2 separate regions of the Mus musculus genome follow, and region 2 is linked to region 1. The links are chromatin loops, found by intact Hi-C in ENCODE. Cell type or tissue: left cerebral cortex. All regions are shown on one strand. Each heading gives the region's core, and the rest is flanking DNA. Links, peaks and the distances in the headings are about the cores only.

Region 1 (9,050 bases), core at 250-8,249:
CATAGTCTAAACCCCAATAGTAGAATAAATAATAATAAAATAAAATAGCTATTATTTATATAGTATAGTATGGTATATGTTGTTATGATTGTATAATATAATTATTATAAATAATAATAATAATTATTATTATTATTTGTGCTAGGAATCAAACTCAGGGTCTTAGTACACTAGAGAAGTGTTTTATCACTGTGTTGTATCATTAATCATTAGTCTTATTTAATCAGTTAAATTTTTTAAAATCTACTTTTCTATATATGGGTTTTGCCTGCACGTATGTCTGTGTATCATATGCATTCTGTGCCCTCAGAGGTCAGAAGGGCATTGGATCCCCTGGTTCGGAGTTATAGTCATGAACCGTTGTGTGGGTGCTGGGAATCGAACCCTTCATAAGTCAGCCTTGTCACCCACTCCTCTAATTCTGCACCTTATGCCCCGGAACCTTCTCTGGTCAGGGCAGTCTCAGGGCTTTTGAATCATAAGGTAATGAGAGAGGCTGGCAGTAATGACTCAGTCTCGGTCCAGATTCATAATGCTACAGTGACCTTTAAAAGGTGCATTCCTAGCCAAGTGTGGGGGCGCACGCATGACATCCTGGAACATGGGTAGTAGAGGCAGGGGAGTCAGAAGTTCGAGGATAGCCTTAGCTGTATAGTGAAATTAGGGGTAGCCTGGGCAGTATGAGATCTGTTATCAAGGAAAGGCAGAGAGAGAGAGAGAGAGAGAGAGAGAGAGAGAGAGAGAGAGAGAGAGAGAGAGAGAGAGAATTTATGAGAGAATATATGAGAGAATGAGAGAATATTGATCCAAAGTAAATGGCAGAGCAACTGGGTCGTGGGAACCTGGAGAACAAAGGAGGGCATGTAGAATCTTCTGAGAGGAGGCCACCTTTGAATCAGATATGGAGGAGAAGGGGTTTTGGGGGTGGTGTACAGAAAGTTAGAAGCAGAAAATGGCACAAGGGTGCTTTCAGATACTCTAAATACCCCTGTAGCCAAGCTGAGGAACAGGATGTGGGGAGGGTTGTCGGAAGCGGATGGAATTAGAATCTGGGGGCAGATCGTAATAGGTTTATGTATCCCTGGGCTTTGACGGGATGTGTATCTGCCGGTTACAGGTATAGCCAAGGAGAAACAAGCCCACATGCACACTGTTGGAAGAAACTCCGGTAGAGAAAGGAGTGGGCAGGGACTGGAGACAGAGAGACCAGTGTAGCAAATGACTTAATGTGCGAGTTCAGACCTGGCATTAGCAGAGCCTCTAGTCTTTATGTGAATTCTGCCACATAAAGCATTCTTTGACAAGAAACACAGGTAGAGAAGTCACAGGTAAAGACAAAACAATTGGTACCAGGAGCTAGGGAAACAGCTCGGTGTTAGGTAGGTGCCTGCTGTGCAAGGATGGAGTCCTAAGTTTGGATCCCCAGTAGCCACATAAACACTGAGTGTGGCAGTAGCCTTTGTCACCCCAGCTGGGGTGGCATAGAGACAGGTCACCACCTGCTCAGGGTTTGCTACCAGCCAACCTAGTAAGCTACAGATTCAGTGAGAGTCTCTCTCTCTCTCTCTCTCTCTCTCTCTCTCTCACCACACACACACACACACACACACACACACACACACACACACACACACACACGGCGGGGCTTGGGAGGAGACTGGTTACTACCTGCATGCAGAGAGACACGGGATGAGCAGCCCCTTCTGTGTGTCAGCTCGAGGTCTGTCCTTTATCTTTGCCATCTTGAAGCAGATGGAAGGAGAAGGCTTCATTTCTCATCACCTCCTGACAGGGACAGATCTGATAGGGAAACATGTCTGTCAGAGGCTCGCTGAACTGAGACCCGGTGAGCGGACAGAGAATGTGACTACTGTTAACTCAGTGACTTAGTCTTCCTGGGAGTCACGTTTAATGTGTCCCAGCAACTCTGTGGCCGGGTTGGGTTGGCTTGAGTTCAGTTTTCTGTAATGGAAGATACATTTGAAGCTGAAATATACCCACTGTCTGAACCTTGAATATGAGTTGGGTCTGGCTTCTCTTTCTCCCTAGGTACAGGGACATTTAAGGAAGCAGATTTCCATATCCAAGCTGAAACCTGCTTCACTTTGCTCTGTGCACTTTCTACCACTAGGTCATCACTGATAGAGGCTACAGGAAACATTCTCAGTGCCCAGTTAAAGAGAAGCTGTCAGTGAGTACTGGAGCCAGGCAGAGCTGTCAGAGAAGACAGAACAAGGACCATTTGAAAGTAACCTAGTAACTGTGCTTATCTCTCTGAGCACAGCTGCCAGATATCTTTCAGTGAGCCTACATCTCCGGCCAGTGAGGTGTGATTGCTAGCATGCACAAGGAAACCGTCATTTAGAAAGCTGCCCAGTGATGGAGCTGGAGCGGAAGCCCAGGTATCTGCCTGCAAAGCTCTCGTTTCCGTTCCCTACTCTTTCAAATCAGAGCATTGAGTGATTTACTGCAGGGTCTCGGCGAGGGGAGAAGAGGAAAGGAGAGAACGGTTTCGGGTGAGGGAACCAAGTTGACAGATGAAACCTGCAGTCCCTTATCAAGGTGGGGACACAAGAAAAGGAAGAGGTTTTTAAAGGAAGGATGTTGAAAGGGAACATCCAAGTAAGATGTCTGTTGGGTGGCTGGGTGTTTAAATATAGTGCATTAGAAAAAGTGAATGAGGCTGAAGAAGTAGACATGGAGAGATCTGTTTCTAGGCAGCAGAAGAGGGTGTGGGCAGCGAGGAGGAGGAGAGGGCCGGGGAGTGAGTAGAGAATAGAGCCAAGAACCTCCAGGTCCTGCAATGTTTAAGGTCCCTGCGAGAGAAGAGACCTTCAGTGAAAGAAAAGAGAGTCCCAGCGTGGAAGGAGGACAGAGCAAGCCACAGATACTAAGGAGGGAGGACCATTGATGGCAGAGGTGGTAGTGCCTGATGGGATAGAGGAACTGAATAAGGTGGGAACTAAAAGGATATTGTTGAGCCTGGACTTAGATCAGTGTAAGAGCAGCTGCTGCACTGGGAGGACCAAACAATTTGTGTTGGGTTCTCACAAAGCCCAACCCTGCTGTGTGGTATGAGGGGTGTTGTACTCTCTGGTGTTCCCCGAATGCGCCCTGCATCGTGTGTATAGAAGCTTCATGCAGAGCAGTCAAACTTTGGAAGAAACCAAAATGCCCTTCAATGGATGGAGTAGCAAACATTGGTACATCCAAACAATATGGAGAACTATTCACCACCGAAAAGAAATCAGCTATCAAACCACGAAACTATACGAGAGCTGGACCTTAAATGGTTATTGCTAGTATAGAGTGACCAGTCTGAAAAGGTGACAGAGCTGGAAGCAGACAGTGGCATTATGGGAAAGAAAGAGCTGTGCAGACCTTGAAGAACAAGGGGTTTTTAGGGAATGGAGCTATTCTGTATACCTTAACTGCAGATGCAAGTATGGGGCATTGGTCAAAGTTTCCCACCGAGCTCTGTGACAGAAAAGGAGCTGTGTAAAAGGCTGAGCCCTATTGGAAATGAGGGGCTGGTCTCTGATTCGCAGAGATCCACCTGCCTCTGCTGGCATGAAAGGCAAAATAACTGAAAAGAGGAAAGAAAGAGGAAATGCACTGTGTGCATTATCACTGTGAGCAAAGGCAAGCCTGCTGTCATGGAGGAATGCTCATGTTCCAAGGAGAGCCAACACCTCACTCTCCTGCCTACCAACTTCCCACCACCAGGCGGGGCAGTTTCCTTGGCATGGTATGACAAATGCCATTTTCCAGTTTACCTGGTATCATCTTTAGTCATTGTCCTTGAATTAAAAGCTCTGGTGGCAGTCGCTACTTTCTCCTTGTCGGCCATTCTGTCGTCCTTCAGACCACCCTACCCCTGCTAGCTCTTCTTAATGCCAATGTCTGCGTCTGCCCCACCTCCAACACTTGGCTGGGCTCCTTTCCCTTAGCCACTAAAGAGAAGTGATTCCTCTCCCAGTGTCTGCTGCTCTCTGCTGTTAGCGTCAATAGATAAATACGTAAAACATCACAAAGTAAATAAAAAGCCAAACAATTGACCAAAGATCTACAAGGAGGCAAGTATGAGTAGGACATGTAGATGCTCTTGGGAGGTGGTGTTGGTTTGGGCCCATTCCTGTTTTTGTTTGAGCATCTGTGGATTTCCCCAGAAGGGCTTCAGGGTGGCAGCTCCCAGTGGCTGTGGTGTAGGCCAGCTCTTTGGTGCTGGTGGGTATCACTAAGGATGGTCTCCAGCTCTGTAACTCTTCAGGTCCCAGGAGCTATGGTCCTCTGTTGTGAGTGGAAGGAGGAGGAAGACTAGTATATCTTACTCCTCCTTTCTCTGAGAGTTGGAGCCATGACCTGCTTCATCTGAAAAGGATGGGTTGTCTAGGTGACGTGTCCTCTCATTCCTACAAAGTCCCGTAGCAACCAGCTGTTAGTTTTTCTATCATTGATGTAATGGATAATAAAGACCAGCTGTGTGCCAGGCACAATGAGAGGCACTGAGATGCAAGATGGTGGGAATAGGGCTCAGCTTGAGGTACGGAGACCAGCCCCAGCCGTAGAGCATTTTCCCCACGGGGTGCTATAGAGTCCACTTGAGCCACTGTCTCACTGTAGCCTGGAGATAAACTCACAGGAGTTTATCTTCCTTCAGTTCTAGAGGCTAAAAGGTATAGATCAGAGTCTAGCAGGATTCAGTTTCTCATGGAGGCTCTTCTGCAACTATAGATGGCTGTTTTTCCACATTGTCCCTATGGCCTTTCACTGGGACATGAGGGGAAGGAAGTACATTTAGCCCTTTGGGTTTTTGATGTCTCTTGTATAACACACTATCCCATCAGCGCAGCAGTTCCCCATCGTGGCCTAATTTCACTTTAACTAACACTTGTTTTCAGTGACAGTGACAGTGGGGCTTAGGGTTTGGTCCATTGTAGGAACCTGGAGAGAGCTGTGGTAGATGGCATCTGTAGGGACAGCAATGGGCTGAGTTTTGAGCACAGGTAGAGCCATCTGCTATGTGATGGGCAAGCGAAGCTGCAGTTGGGAGGTGCTGGTGGTCTCTAGTAAGCAATCATCCATCCTATTCCAAGAGAATAGGAGGTCGCTACAGCTCTGGTCCAGAGAGCTAATGAGTTTTACCTCTCAGCAGTTTCATTAAAAGTGGAGCTGTGCAACCCAGGTTTCCTGGAATAATATACACTTGTCACCCTGAAGTGAACTCAAGGGTTCTTTGGAAAGTCAGTTGTGTTGGATGGTGTTTTGCTGGGGCAGACACGTGGAAATTTTTTTTTTTTTTTTTTTTTTTTTTTTTTTTTTTTGGTTTTTTGAGACAGGGTTTCTCTGTATAGCCCTGGCTGTCCTGGAACTCACTCTGTAGACCAGGCTGGCCTCGAACTCAGAGATCCACCTGCCTCTGCCTCCCGAGTGCTGGGATTAAAGGCGTGCGCCACCACGCCCGGCTGGATTTTTTTTTTTTAAGTGAACCCAAGTGAAAGGATATTTTGCTAAAGAAAAGCACCTTGAAAGGACATGGGATGAAGGATTCTTTGCTAAAAACACGCATGTATTGGCCCCCCTTACATTGTGTAGTTGAGTAGTGTAGTTTGTTGGAACTCCAGAGAGAAACACACCAAAAAACCTTGTGGTGGTATGCTGTGGCTTCTTGCTGCTTCTGAGGACTCTAGTGAACTGGACTGCTGGTATATATCCGTGCAGTGTTTTTGAATGGATCGAGCTGCCGCTGCTGATCTATAAACTGAACTGCCGATTTCCTGACAACACAGATGGGATTTGCTCCAAAGCAGCATTTCTACACAAGTTCCCTTCCCCTGTATCTTTTCTTTTCCACTACCTCTGGTGGATGGTGGGCTAGAAGGGAGGTTAAAGTGTTTAAGAACCATCATTAAGAATAAGGCTTGAAGCCGGGCGTGGTGGCGCATGCCTTTAATCCCAGCACTCGGGAGGCAGAGGCAGGCGGATTTCTGAGTTCGAGGCCAGCCTGGTCTACAGAGTGAGTTCCAGGACAGCCAGGGGTATACAGAGAAACCCTGTCTCAAAAAACCAACGCCCCCCCCCCCCAAAAAAAAGAATAAGGCTTGAAATAGCAACAGCATCTTGGTTCTTTGAGGCAATGGACTTTAAACTGATTGCTCTGTTTCTGGCACCTGGTCCTTTTGGGTCTTGGTTGTGATGTAACGGTGGCCAGGTTAATCATTTCTTCAAAGTAGGAATCCAGTTACGTTCATCATTGTTATAATCTCACATAGCACCCAGTGGTGATTGCAGAAAAGGGAAAGACGGCGTTTTTGTCTCTTGGCAGTTGTTCCCCTGGTATATTTCCACATTTGTGCAGTGCATAGGCCGGAGTCCACAGTCTGACCTTTCTGCGCCAAAGGGCAGAAGCTGGCCCTGTGGCCACAGGAGCTGCTGTTCTGGGAGGAACAGGGGTGAGGTGTGAGACTGGATGGTTGTCAGAGGATTTGTGGCCAAATTATTCTCCCCTTTCTAATCCTGTCTTCACCTGGGAAATGTGGTCTCTGGGCTCAAGTAAAAAAGAAAGCCCCTGTCTCCAGTAGGAAGTTGCTGTTGCCTGAGGAAGTGGGCCGGAAGACACACCTGTGATGCTTAGCGGAGCAGCTGCACCTGCTTCTGCTTCAGAGGGGGCTCTCCACGTCCCCCATCTGCTCGCTCCCTTGCCCACACGGTGGGTGGAGGAGATTGGGTACCAGCAGATTGGGTTTACAGACATCTCAGTGGCTACTCAGCCAGCCCCTGTCTGCGCTGCTGATGCTGCAGTCCCTGTATGGGACTCCGCTCAAGCCGCTCGCTCGTGTCTGGGTTGCTGCGCAGGATGCCAGCATGTCCCCAGCTGTTCCCGTGAGGACTGCGATTGTCCTCTTATCCTTTCCCGTGTGCTCCCGTTCACACCGGGCTGCAAACTTCACCTCCGTCATCAGAGCATCCCTCTGAAAGCACTCTGCTCAGCCGTGAATCGCTCCTGACTCTTGACGGGCAGGGTTACAGGTCCTCCGCTTGTAAGAGAGAGCTGTCTCACAGAATCAGACTCTCCAACACTCGGAACAGCGGCAACAGAGCAGCATCTGGAGCTGGAGCTGAATGGATGCGTTAATGGGTTGATGCCGAGATCATCGGTCGGTTAGTCGGTCGGCAGGGGAAGCTAAGGAAGAAGGCTTACCATTGCCGTAGGTAAATCTGAGCTCCCGGGAGCAGCAGCCCCGGGAAGTGTATGCTCTCCCCAGGAAAGAATTGACTGCGTTTCCAGAAAGAACACAGAGGACAGCCCTATGTGTGAGTAATGTCTCCGGTGGGAAAAAAGCTAGTTGTTCTGAGTCTGTGTGCTCTCTAACCACAGCTCTGGTGGGCTCTGCACAATGCCTGGCTAGGACTTTTCTTTGAAAGGCTTGTTTCAGAGTAGTGCACTGGGAGGAGATGGAATGTGGTGGCTTTCAGATATTGACAGGCACCAGGAGAGTTGGTCGTAAATCAGCAATCGAGAAGAAAACAATCAAACCTCACAGACCCTTTGCCACCCACAGAAAAACAACAAAAGAAATTGCGGGTGGGAGCAGTGGATACAGAAGGACTGGGAGGGGAGGCGCCGCGGGTCTCCAGGGCCCACCTCCTCGGCTTTCCATACTTTCTAGACTTACTGTGTTCTCTGCTCCCTTCCTGCCTGAAGAACAGGCAGCAAGTTTGCCTTTAAGCTTTTCCCTCCTGAGCACAGTGAAACTGAATCCCGTGACAAAGGACGTGATTGACAGGTGGGAGGCAGACAGATTGCTCACTTCCAGCAACAAGGCTCTCTTGAATGGTGGCTATCTTACTGGAAGAGGAAGCTCTGATTTCATGAGAGGGCAAAGCAGCTACAGCCAGGGCACCCAACAGGTTAGCAGTGGAGTCTAACTTACAGCCCGCAGAGAGGTCACACCCGTGTATTTCCTTCCCCTCTCGGGGTTCTCCATCCTTACCCATCCCTGCCTGCCTCCATCTGGCCTAGTTTACTGGTTCCCAGACAGGGAGCAGAGCATCCTGTCACTCCAAGTGAGGTCAGGAGGGGAAACGGGAAGAGAGGAGACTCGGCATATGTGGTCCTGTGCATCTGCCCTTTGTGTCAAGCGTCTGCCGGTGCGGGTCCCAACAGCGAGATGATCCCTGCCCTGAAATCCGGAATGACTTTGAGATGCCGAAGTGTGAGGGGAAGGCGTTGGCTGCAGATGAGAATTGATAACCTGGGGTGGAGTCACTGCTGCTCATCTTGCAAGCAGTTTTCTGTGCAAGCATGCTGGGGGGCAATGGGGCATATCCAAGATACGTTGTGAATGACCACTGCCCTGTGGAGGTGTGGGTTATATCATGGGGGAAGTAAAGAGGGCCCTTATGTAGCCGCAACAGAAAAGCAAAACATAAAATGTCAAAGCTGGTTGATGAACATTCTCTCATCAATGGGGTGTTTATATTTTTATGGGTTTTTTTTTTTGTTGTTGTTGTTGTTCTTTGTTTTTTAATAGTGATGGTAGCTGTACATGCAAAGGGTGCCTTACCTGGTAATTATCTAAATGAAGCTATCTCAGCCTGCAGCTGTAACCGTAAGAACTTCTGGCTTTAGTCTCATTATCTGAGAGGCTGCATCTGTTGCATGAGACTGCTGTCTGGGATGGGAGTGGCAAGCGATTTACCGGAAGCTGGTTGGCCCTCTGTCTGTTGCTAAGGGGGCTGGGTTGCTGTGGGAATGGGGTGAGTGGGGGTGACTGAGCTGCTCGCCCTCTCAGGCAAGCTTTAGAATAGGCTGGGTGGATGGTGATGATGAAGAAACTGGTCTGAAGCAGGCCACCTTTTGCAAGAAGGGCTCTGGAAGGGAAAGGGTAGAGATAATGCCTAGTGCACAGAGACAGCAAATGGGTAGAGAGAGGGAGGCACCTGCAGATGGGAGCCAGTGGCTACTGCTGTGCATCTTTCTGCATTTGGCACAGAGTGGTTTTGCAATGTTTGAGTTGAAGGAGCAAGAAATCAGTGTAGTTTGTGTG
Region 2 (9,050 bases), core at 623-8,622, 54 kb before region 1:
CTCCTACTAATAAAGTCCTCAAATATAAAACCAAATGTCAAAAAGCCTGATTAGTTGGGTGTGGTGGTGCAGACCTTTAATCCCAGCACTGGGGGAGGCAGAGACAAGTGGATCTCTGTGAGTTTGAGGCCAGCCTGGTCTACATAGGGAGTTCCAGGACAATCAGCACTATATAGAAGGACTGTCTCAGACAGTAACAACAACGCATGATTAGTGCTGAGCCCTGCTGGTCACTGCTCAGGAAGAGGGGCTCTCCCACAGAGAGCAGCTGAGAATATGTGCTATATTTAGAGGACAACTTTATCCAGGTTTTATATGATTTCCTGTTGACAGCTCTTCTATAGTATCCTAGGGATTGTTTGTAGAGTGAGTGTGTCTGCTTAAACTTACTGTGGTAGTTTGAGCGCTAAGCTTGCTCCCTGATGAAGTTTAGTGAAATCAATCCAAGCTAGCTTTGTACCCAGAATAGTTCTAGGGACCGTGTAGGCCCAGACAGTTCTTCATCTTTCGCTGCATAGGTCAAGACACTCTTTGCTGGGAGGGAAAGATCTTTGCTATCGCCAATCCCAGGATGGAAACAGTGCCCATCCAGGCCCCATTCAGAGACTCCCTTCTGTCTCTCCTTCCCAGGTCTAGACCAGCAGGTGACAGACCTGTTGAAGCCCAGTTGACTACCAAACACTTTGAAGGTAAATTCTCTATTAATCCCAAAGATGGGAGGAGAAAGACTACTGACCCAAATCATCACAACCAAATTAATTAAAGTAAGCTTTCTTATTTTATTTATTTATTTATTTATTTTTTCGAGACAGGGTTTCTCTGTATAGCTCTGGCTGTCCTGGAACTCACTCTATAGACCAGGCTGGCCTTGAACTCAGAAATCCGCCTGCCTCTGCCTCCCAAGTGCTGGGATTAAAGGCCACCACGCCCGGCTTAAAGCAAGCTTTTTATTCATGTCCATAGGCTGCCTCCCCTAAGGTGAATTTAAGAGGTCAGTGTTGAATATGAGGAAGACAAGGCTTTTGTGGCTCAGAGGTAGGGTTACCAAATGCTATTCACGCCCGGACACCAGCCCTGCAGGAAAGCCCCTCACCCACTGCTTAGGACATCTCTGCTGCTTGTGCCGGTGCTGCCCCCACACAGTCTCCAGCCCTTTCTTCTGCTGGCTTCAGCCCCTGAATAAATCTGCCTTTGCATCCTTAAAGGATCGAGGGCGTGCTCCCCTCCCCACGGGTTCAAATCATTTCTCCCTGACAGGACAATACTCTTAGGGTTTTCCCTTCTTGGTACCACTCCTCCATGAGAGCAGCACCCAGGCCGTGTATTCTTTTCTGTCCCCGCCTACTTGTTCACAAAGAGGCACTTCTGACAACGTGTAAAATACTTACATTGATTCCTTTGCTTTTGACACTTTTGTACTACATTGATGTCTCATGGCTACTTAGAAACAAACTTGACTAAGTGAGGCCAGTCCTCTGAAATCTTTTTTGTCCCTCCCCCCCCCCCCCACCAGACGACCCTTGGAATTGAGTATATTCCTGATTTTTATCTCAAGTGCTCAACTCTCCAGTGTGGCTTCCAGGACAGTTGGAAAAGCCTGCCGGTTGGTCGGTTGGTCGCTGTGGGGGATTTGCCAAATGCTTGTTGGCAGCCGCTGGCTGAAGGCTCCTTGGATAAGGGGGAACAAAACCCTGGACTGGGATGCCAGACAGGGTGGTGGAACAGCAGGCTCTGGTTTGCGTATTGACATGTAAATGGCAGAGCCCTCAGCCCTCTCCTATATCTGTAGACAGACTGCTGCTAGGGCACACAAAGCAGGCTGGAGGACTGCTGTAGTGCCTTTGTGCTCGGCTGTCCCTTGTTCCCGCAGAGGCTAGCGAGGTCGGGAAGAACCCTCCATTGTGAATCCATTGTGGTCTGAGACTGGACGGAAGGTTCGGCCAGCCTGTGTGATTAGAACTGCGTCTTGGGAGTGCCTTTCCTGGATGTGGACAGAGACTCTTGACAGGGTTTGAAGTGAAAATGAGAACTAGTAGGTAATTATTAATTTGATTTAATGCAATAAGAGAAACACATTTGCATATATGTTTAGCAAATGAGCAAGGGTGGAAGCTAGGTTAAAGGTACTCTTGACACCAACCTGAAATTTCTAATAATGACTGTGTTGTTTCTTTTTGTGGGGGAGGGAGGGAGGGGGGATTGGTTCTGCCTGGGGCTATGCTGGGCACAGACAGCAGACCCTGCCTAGCTCCCCCTCTTCTTGGGGACCCTGTTCCTCCTCACAGGGCCTCACAGTACAGCCCAGGCTGCCTCAAACTAGAGGTGCTCCTGTCTCAGCCTCCTGCGCACTGGGATTGCAGGCCCATGCCACCAAGCTCAGCTTGCATCAGGCTTTCTGTCCTTGGCTGCTCTCCTGACTGTGTCCCCTCTCTCCCAGTTTCTAGCACTCTAGAGTATGCACTAGTGATAGATAAGTTGTGTACTTTGCTAAACTCCTAAAAGACTGTCATTGTGTCAGAAAGTCAGAGAAGTGAAGGGAAAAATCATATACTGTTTACAAAGTGTAAATAGATCACAAGGAAACTAGTAGCTGAGAAAAACTGTGACATATGTGTGCGTGCGCGCATGCACACACACACAGGCGCACAGAGGTCAAAGGTTGAGGGCAGGTATTTTCCTTTGTTATTTTTAATTTAATTGAGTTTAGTTTAACATGTATGGGTATGCCATGTGTGTCTGGTGCCCTCGGAGGCCATAAGAAGACATTGGATCCCTTGGATCTTGAGTTACAGACAGTTGCGAGCGGCCATGTAGGCACTGAGAGTTGAGTTCCAGTCTTGTGGAAAGGTAGGCAGTATTCTTAACTGCTGAAGCCCCTCTGCAGCACTGTATCTCTTAGAGGTTCACTCACTTAGCCTGGCACTCACCAGATCCGCCAGCTTAGCTGTCCCGATACCCGAGGGAGGGACCTTCCTCAGCAGTAGGATTACAGGGGTGCTGCTGTGCCCCACTTTTGATGTAAGTGCTGAGAATCTGGACTTGGGGACTCATGCCTGTGTGGCAGGCACACACAGCCCCTGACTGTCTCCCCAGCCCACGGAGACACTGAAATTTAAAAAGAAATTTTCTCTCTACATGTGGATGAATTGATGCAATGCTGATCTGAAATTTGACACAGACAGGAGCTATAAAATATTTGGTGCTTTTATCATTTGGAATGGGACGTTGGGACTGATGGTGTAGCGGGTCCTTTAAGAACTAGAGGGATATTATTTAAAATACACCTTTAGATTTCATATTCAGAATGCCAAGTACTATGCTGAGAGAATTTTATTATTTATTATTTATTCTGTTGTTCTGGGGACCAAATCTATACCTGGTGCATAGCAGGCAGGTTCTTAATCATGGAGCTGTACCCCCAGCCCCATGGGATTTTGACTTAAAAGAAGATTTTGAGCTCTGGGTGTGGTAGTCTGCAATTCCAGCAGTCAGGAGGCCAAGGCAGGGGGTCGGGGCTTGAGGCTCACCTAGGCTACATAGCAAGACCTGTCTCAGAGAAAAAGAAGGGGACACTTTGAAGTCAAAGCTATTGATAAAAGAATCTCATACAGAGCCATTGCTTGGGCTCATTATAGAAATGATGGTTCTTTAAAAGGAAGAGTTTTGTTAAGAAAACATCCCCTCCTCCTTCTTTCCTTCTCCCTCCTCCTACTTTGCGGACACACACACAGGGCTCACAGTAGGAATTCAGTGCATACTGCATCTTTAAACTTTGAATATTCTGACACTATTTTACTCTTTTAGAATAATTATAGTAATACAATTCTGTGCTTACATACCAGAATATCCATCATGAGACTAGGGCAAGGCTCAAGACGTAAAGCCTGTTATTAACTGTGCAGTCTATTTTTAATTTTCAAGCGCCTTTGGCTCCCATGAACATAATTTGGGGAGTTTGGTATGGTGGAAAGAAAACTAACCTGAGACATAGACTCAGTTGCTACTTAGGTGGCCTACACAACTGACTCTGGGCTGTAGTGATAGACTGGCCCAGTGGGTTTCAACTGGACCACAATAAAAACATAAGGGGACATTTGAGGTTGTTCTAGTGTGTAGGCACCTAATGCATGTGGACACTAGATGCTAGGCACCCCGGAGGGTGCTGCTCAGCCTATTCCCGCTCTGCTTCTCTCCAGTTCTCAGTGGTACATGGCAGGTATCCAAAACCACAAAAGCCACTGAGTGTGGCATCTGCATCCGGCACTGGATACCCATCACAGTGCTGTTGAGAGTGGAGCCACAGAGGTGATGCGAAGCCAGCACACTCGGGGCCACGGCAGTTCCCTTCATGGCCTCACGTTGGAGAAGGGAAGGGGTGGATTTATTGTGGCTGCAGTCTCCCTGAGGGCCTGGACTCTATTGTGGACAAAGGGCAGCTTTATCTTCAGGCTCCCATCCTCATATCACCAGCTCTGTCACTTACTAATTGGGCATATTATTTAATGGCTTTGTGTCTCCTGTAAATTGAGTGGAATGCTAACACCAATGGTATCAGTGTTTTGTTTTAAATTAAATTAAGTATGGTGTGTGTGTGTGTGTGTGTGTGTGTGTGTGTGTGTGTGTGGTATAGAGTATGTAGAAGTCAGAATTTGCCTCATTTCCATAGAGAAGCTAGTCTCTGCAACAGGAAAATTCATTTGGCTTCCTTCTGCCATTTTATGTGCTGGGGATCTCCCCTTTTCAAACACTGGAGGTATAAATCCATTTAATGTTCTGGGGGAAACATACTTGAGGAAACGGATTAGCTACAAAACATCATATATATATATATAATGCTTTTGAGTTAAAAAGCAAAGATGGCCCATGGGCCAGACTTTTTCTCAACACTGGAGCTCCTCCCTGCTGCCCAAGAGTGGTCTTTGTAAGGATCTGATCCAGCTGGACTGCCTGTGCTCTTTCTCCAACCCAGTTTAACTTCTGTCTGTGTCTCTGTCTGTCTGTCTGTCTGTCCGTCTGTCTGTCTGTCTATCTGCTCTCTCGCTCTCTCTCTCTCCCTCTCCCTCTCCCTCTCCCCCTCTCTCTCTCTCTTCATACAAGGTATATAGCTATGTAGCCTTGGCTATCCTGAAACTATGTAGTCCAGACTGGCCTCAAACTCACAGGGGTCCTTCTACCTCTGTCTCTGCCTCCCAAGTGCTGGGATTAAAGGTGTGTGCCACCTGCCTGGCTCAGTTTAATTTCTAGACATATGAAAGGAAAAAAAAATTCTTCAGTAACATGTGACAGGAAAATGGTGTGAAATTAAATAAATAGTAAAATGGAAGCTGGCCCCTTTGTTTTGTGAGGTGTGAAAATAACCCTTTTTTACATTCACTTTTACATTTGCTGGGGTGAATTTGCTCGGGTCGGTGCACACAGGCAGGGTCCACAAGAGGCCTTATGCTGCTTGCTGTGCAGCAATTCTCACCCAGGATACTATTGGCTGAGAACAGTCTGCACCCCATGTGTGACCCAGTGTGACCTTCAGCCGTGTCTAGTGCAGTGATGGCACAAGAGGCCATCTTATGTTTTGTTCTTGGTGGACGGCCTGTCCATCTGCTTTTGACAGTCATGGACATTCAAACCCAACCCAAACCAACCCAAACCAAACCAAAACCAGCCCAAACCATGAGTATCCATGAGAGACTCAGGTAGATGATTCAGAAGATGTCCAGTCTGCAGTCTGTTGGGTTCTCATCAAAAACAGTTTTCATGTCTTTGAAAATACAAAACAGGGCTCCAGAGACACAACACATTTGGAGAGACTGGCATGGTTTTCAGGCACTGTCCAAGGTACTTTGGATAATCACTGACATTCTGCAATGAAAAAAAATAGTTGCTATATTCTTTTTTTTTTTTTTTTCCAAGACAGGGTTTCTCTGTGTAGCCCTGGCTGTCCTGGAACTCACTTTATAGACCAGGCTGACCTTGAACTCAGAAATCTGCTTGCCTCTGCCTCCCAAGTGCTGGGATTAAAGGTGTGCGCCACCACACCCGGCTGCTATCTTCTTATTATGTTTGAATTGAATACTTGAGTTTTCTCAAGAACACTGGCTTTCCAAGTTGCCCATGATCCACTGTGAGAAATAGCTTTTACACAGTGGGAGCATTATATATATACATGTGTTGACACAAAGTAAACGGATGTTTTCCAGTGTGCAGAGCAATGCTGGTGTGTTCTGTTTCACCATTCCATTCTTGAAAATGCTGTGTGTTACCTATTAGCTTATTTCAATGGCTTACAAGTGATCCACTACCCACAGCTTGGATGGCGCCTACTCTACTTGCGACGGTGGGTTGGCTGATAGGCCTGCCGGGGACCTGTAGCCCTTCCCTTTCACCATGGGGCATATTGCCTTCTCCCCCGTGCTGGGTCCAGAGCAGACTGTACATGCTCAGCGCACACCTCTAGAGAGGTTTGAGTGCTTTGGAGCTGAACAGTGCTGAAACAGCGCTAAGCCCCTTGGGTTAGCTGTCTGGGTATTCGAACAACTTTGCTGTAGAACATTAGTCCTTCTCTGGGCTGGCTGCTGCAGCTGACAGCTCTGTCTAAGAGGAGGGTTTAAGTGAAGATGGTAATTCAGTCTGAATGCCCCTGAATAAAGCCTTTGTCTTTGCTCTCCACGGAGCAGAAGGGAGTGCCATTCAGGAAGCCATTTGCTTATGATTGATACTGCTATAGACAGTGAGTGTCTGTCTGACTTTCCCACTCTGTGAGTCCTGAAGGACCCAGAGAGGTTTAAGTTAGACTGCTTACTGCATCACCTGTGCCTAAAATGTTACCCTCAGGAGTTTGTTATTTTGCATCTCCCTGGTATGTGGTCTTCCAGAGTGTTCTCTGTCAGCAGAATATGCCGTATGGTTCCTGTGCGTGCTACAGATCAATCCGCATTTTATCCGACAAACATCTGACATTGCGCCCCTTATTATCTATATGTGTGTGTTCAGGCTGGGTGTACAGATGGATAAGAGCAGATCTTGCTTTTGCCGTGCTCAGGTGACAGTGGGGAAGACGGGCACCAAAGACCATTGTGACACAGAGTGCTGGCTCGAGGGGGAGGTGGCAGCCTAGAGATCAGACCCTAAGAAGGTACAAGGAGCTCAGCCTTGCAGTGCATATTGTGCCTGTGAGCAGACAGAAGCCAGCTGCTGGAGTTCAGAACACAAGGCCAGGTGGGCTTCTTGGGACAGATTTCATTTGCCTGCTGTTCTCCACAGATGTCTGTGTCTAACCAACAAGCCTCGCTCCTTCATCTGTGGGAAGGGACTTTGTATATGTTATTCAGGTAAGGATCATGGAATGAGGATGTGGTCTGGATTGTGTGAACACTAAATCCCATGAAAAGTGTCCTCTAAAAAGAGGCGGTGGTGGGGGTGGGGGCTTTGACACATGTTGTAGAAGTGGAAGCCATGTGGCTAGGAATGCTGGCCCTGCAGGTTGAAGAGTGCTGGGGTACTCTTAGCATGGAGTGGGAGCAGGGCCTGCTGACATCTTGCTTTCAGAGTTCTGCACTCCAGAATGGGAGAGAAGAAATTTCTGTTGATGTAAGCCACTGAATTTGGGCTAATTTCTCATGCAGAACCTTGGAAATCTATACAGCCCGGTCCTCCATGGGCAGGGAGGGCATGCACACGGGAGGGTGATGGAACTTAGCACAGTTGGCCCCAAATATCTTTAATTTTTTTAAAATTACATTTTCATGTATTTGCTTTCATTTCTGTGCTTTGCTGCACGTCAGACAACCAGCAGGAACCTGTTCTTGCCTTCCCCCATTGAGACGCTCTCCTTTCGGGTGACTATGGTTTACGAACTTAAAAAGTCCCACAGCCTTCCAAATTCAAATGCTTTTTACAAGTTGTCTTTATAAAAATATACACTCTTTTAAAATCCAAATTCTCTGTAAACCCTCACCCCAATTTTTTTTTAAAAGTTAAAAGTCTCGTAACTGTAAAATCAAAAATAAATTTCTTACTTCAAGTTGGAAGAACTAGGGCACGGTCACAATCTGAACAAAGTCAAACAACAAGACGTTATACCCAGCAGTGTAGCTAATGGACTGTCCAGTGTCTGGGCTCCTCCCAAGGGGCTTGGGTCGCTTATCTGGCTCCACCCTCTGCAGCACACACAGCTCATCTTCTCAGCTCAGGCAGGCTCCACTCCACCACTGCTGCTGTTCTCTCATAGTTATCCCATAGCACTGGCATCTCCAAAATGCTGGGGTTTTCCGCAGTTGGCCTGCACTTTCACCAATAGCCTCTCATAGTACCAAGCCTCAACTTCTCTGAATGACTCCTTTAATCCTGGACCTTCGACCTTCCCCAGTGGCCTCTCCTGGCCTCTCACAGTGCCAAGTATCAGCTGCTCTCCATGACCCTCTCATTCCTTCAAAACCAGTTCCACCTGGGTGAGGCTCACACTATCAGGTTTGGCTGTGAGTGTGAGGTGCATACAACCTTGGCTGCCTCTGGTACACAGCTTCTGTGTGCTGCCTCTGAAGAAACACTTCTCAGAAGATGTCACCTCAGTGATGCTGCTCTCCTCTTAATCACCAATAATTTCTCAGCTCTAGTGGACCAGCATTGAGTATCCCAGCAAAGCAAAGGTTTAACTTTAGCAGTTCTGGTATCTTGTTAACCATAGCTGATTCTTCAGCTAGCCAGAACTTCACACAGAAATCTTTGCTTCCCTCTGACACTTCTTCAAGCCAGGCCTCCGCCCTCACTGCTCTCTCTCAGCATTCTTAGCTTCCAGGCTCCTACAGCAGCTCACCGAGCTCTCAACACCCAGTGGTTCTCTAGCCCCAAGTTCCAGTGTCCTCCCACAAGCCTCCCCAAAACATGGCCAGGTCTGTCACAGCAATACCCCACTCCCACTATGCCGGTACCAACTTGTCTCAGGGTTTCTCTTGCTGAGATAAAACACCATGACCAAAAAGCAAGTTGGGGAGGAAAGGGTTTGTCTGGCTTACATTCATTCCACATTACAGTCCACCACTGAAGGAAGCCAGAAT

The links. A loop is a pair of places that touch in the nucleus more often than their neighbours do. Peaks named below come from ENCODE experiments on the same cell type or tissue, not always from the same donor. Only the 100,000 strongest peaks of a DNase experiment are listed, where the experiment ranks them.
Region 2: a loop joins it to region 1, with 1.8 times the contacts of the local background. A loop is called at or near these places in 2 of 42 quality-filtered maps.

Annotation. Positions count from the first base shown.
Region 1 is chr4:32,862,319-32,871,368 of GRCm38, reverse strand. The region is part of intron 1 of Ankrd6 (ankyrin repeat domain 6); the gene reads left to right. Among named protein-coding and RNA genes, the nearest start is that of Lyrm2, 67 kb to the right of the region's middle. In left cerebral cortex, for the core only: a CTCF peak has its summit at 3,717; DNase peaks (open chromatin) are centred at 6,805, 7,068, 7,227, 7,764 and 2 more places; H3K4me3 peaks cover 1,869 bases; H3K27ac peaks cover 2,706 bases.
Region 2 is chr4:32,916,283-32,925,332 of GRCm38, reverse strand. The region is part of intron 1 of Ankrd6 (ankyrin repeat domain 6); the gene reads left to right. Among named protein-coding and RNA genes, the nearest start is that of Ankrd6, 30 kb to the left of the region's middle. In left cerebral cortex, for the core only: no CTCF peak of the experiment used is centred there; DNase peaks (open chromatin) are centred at 1,705 and 4,195.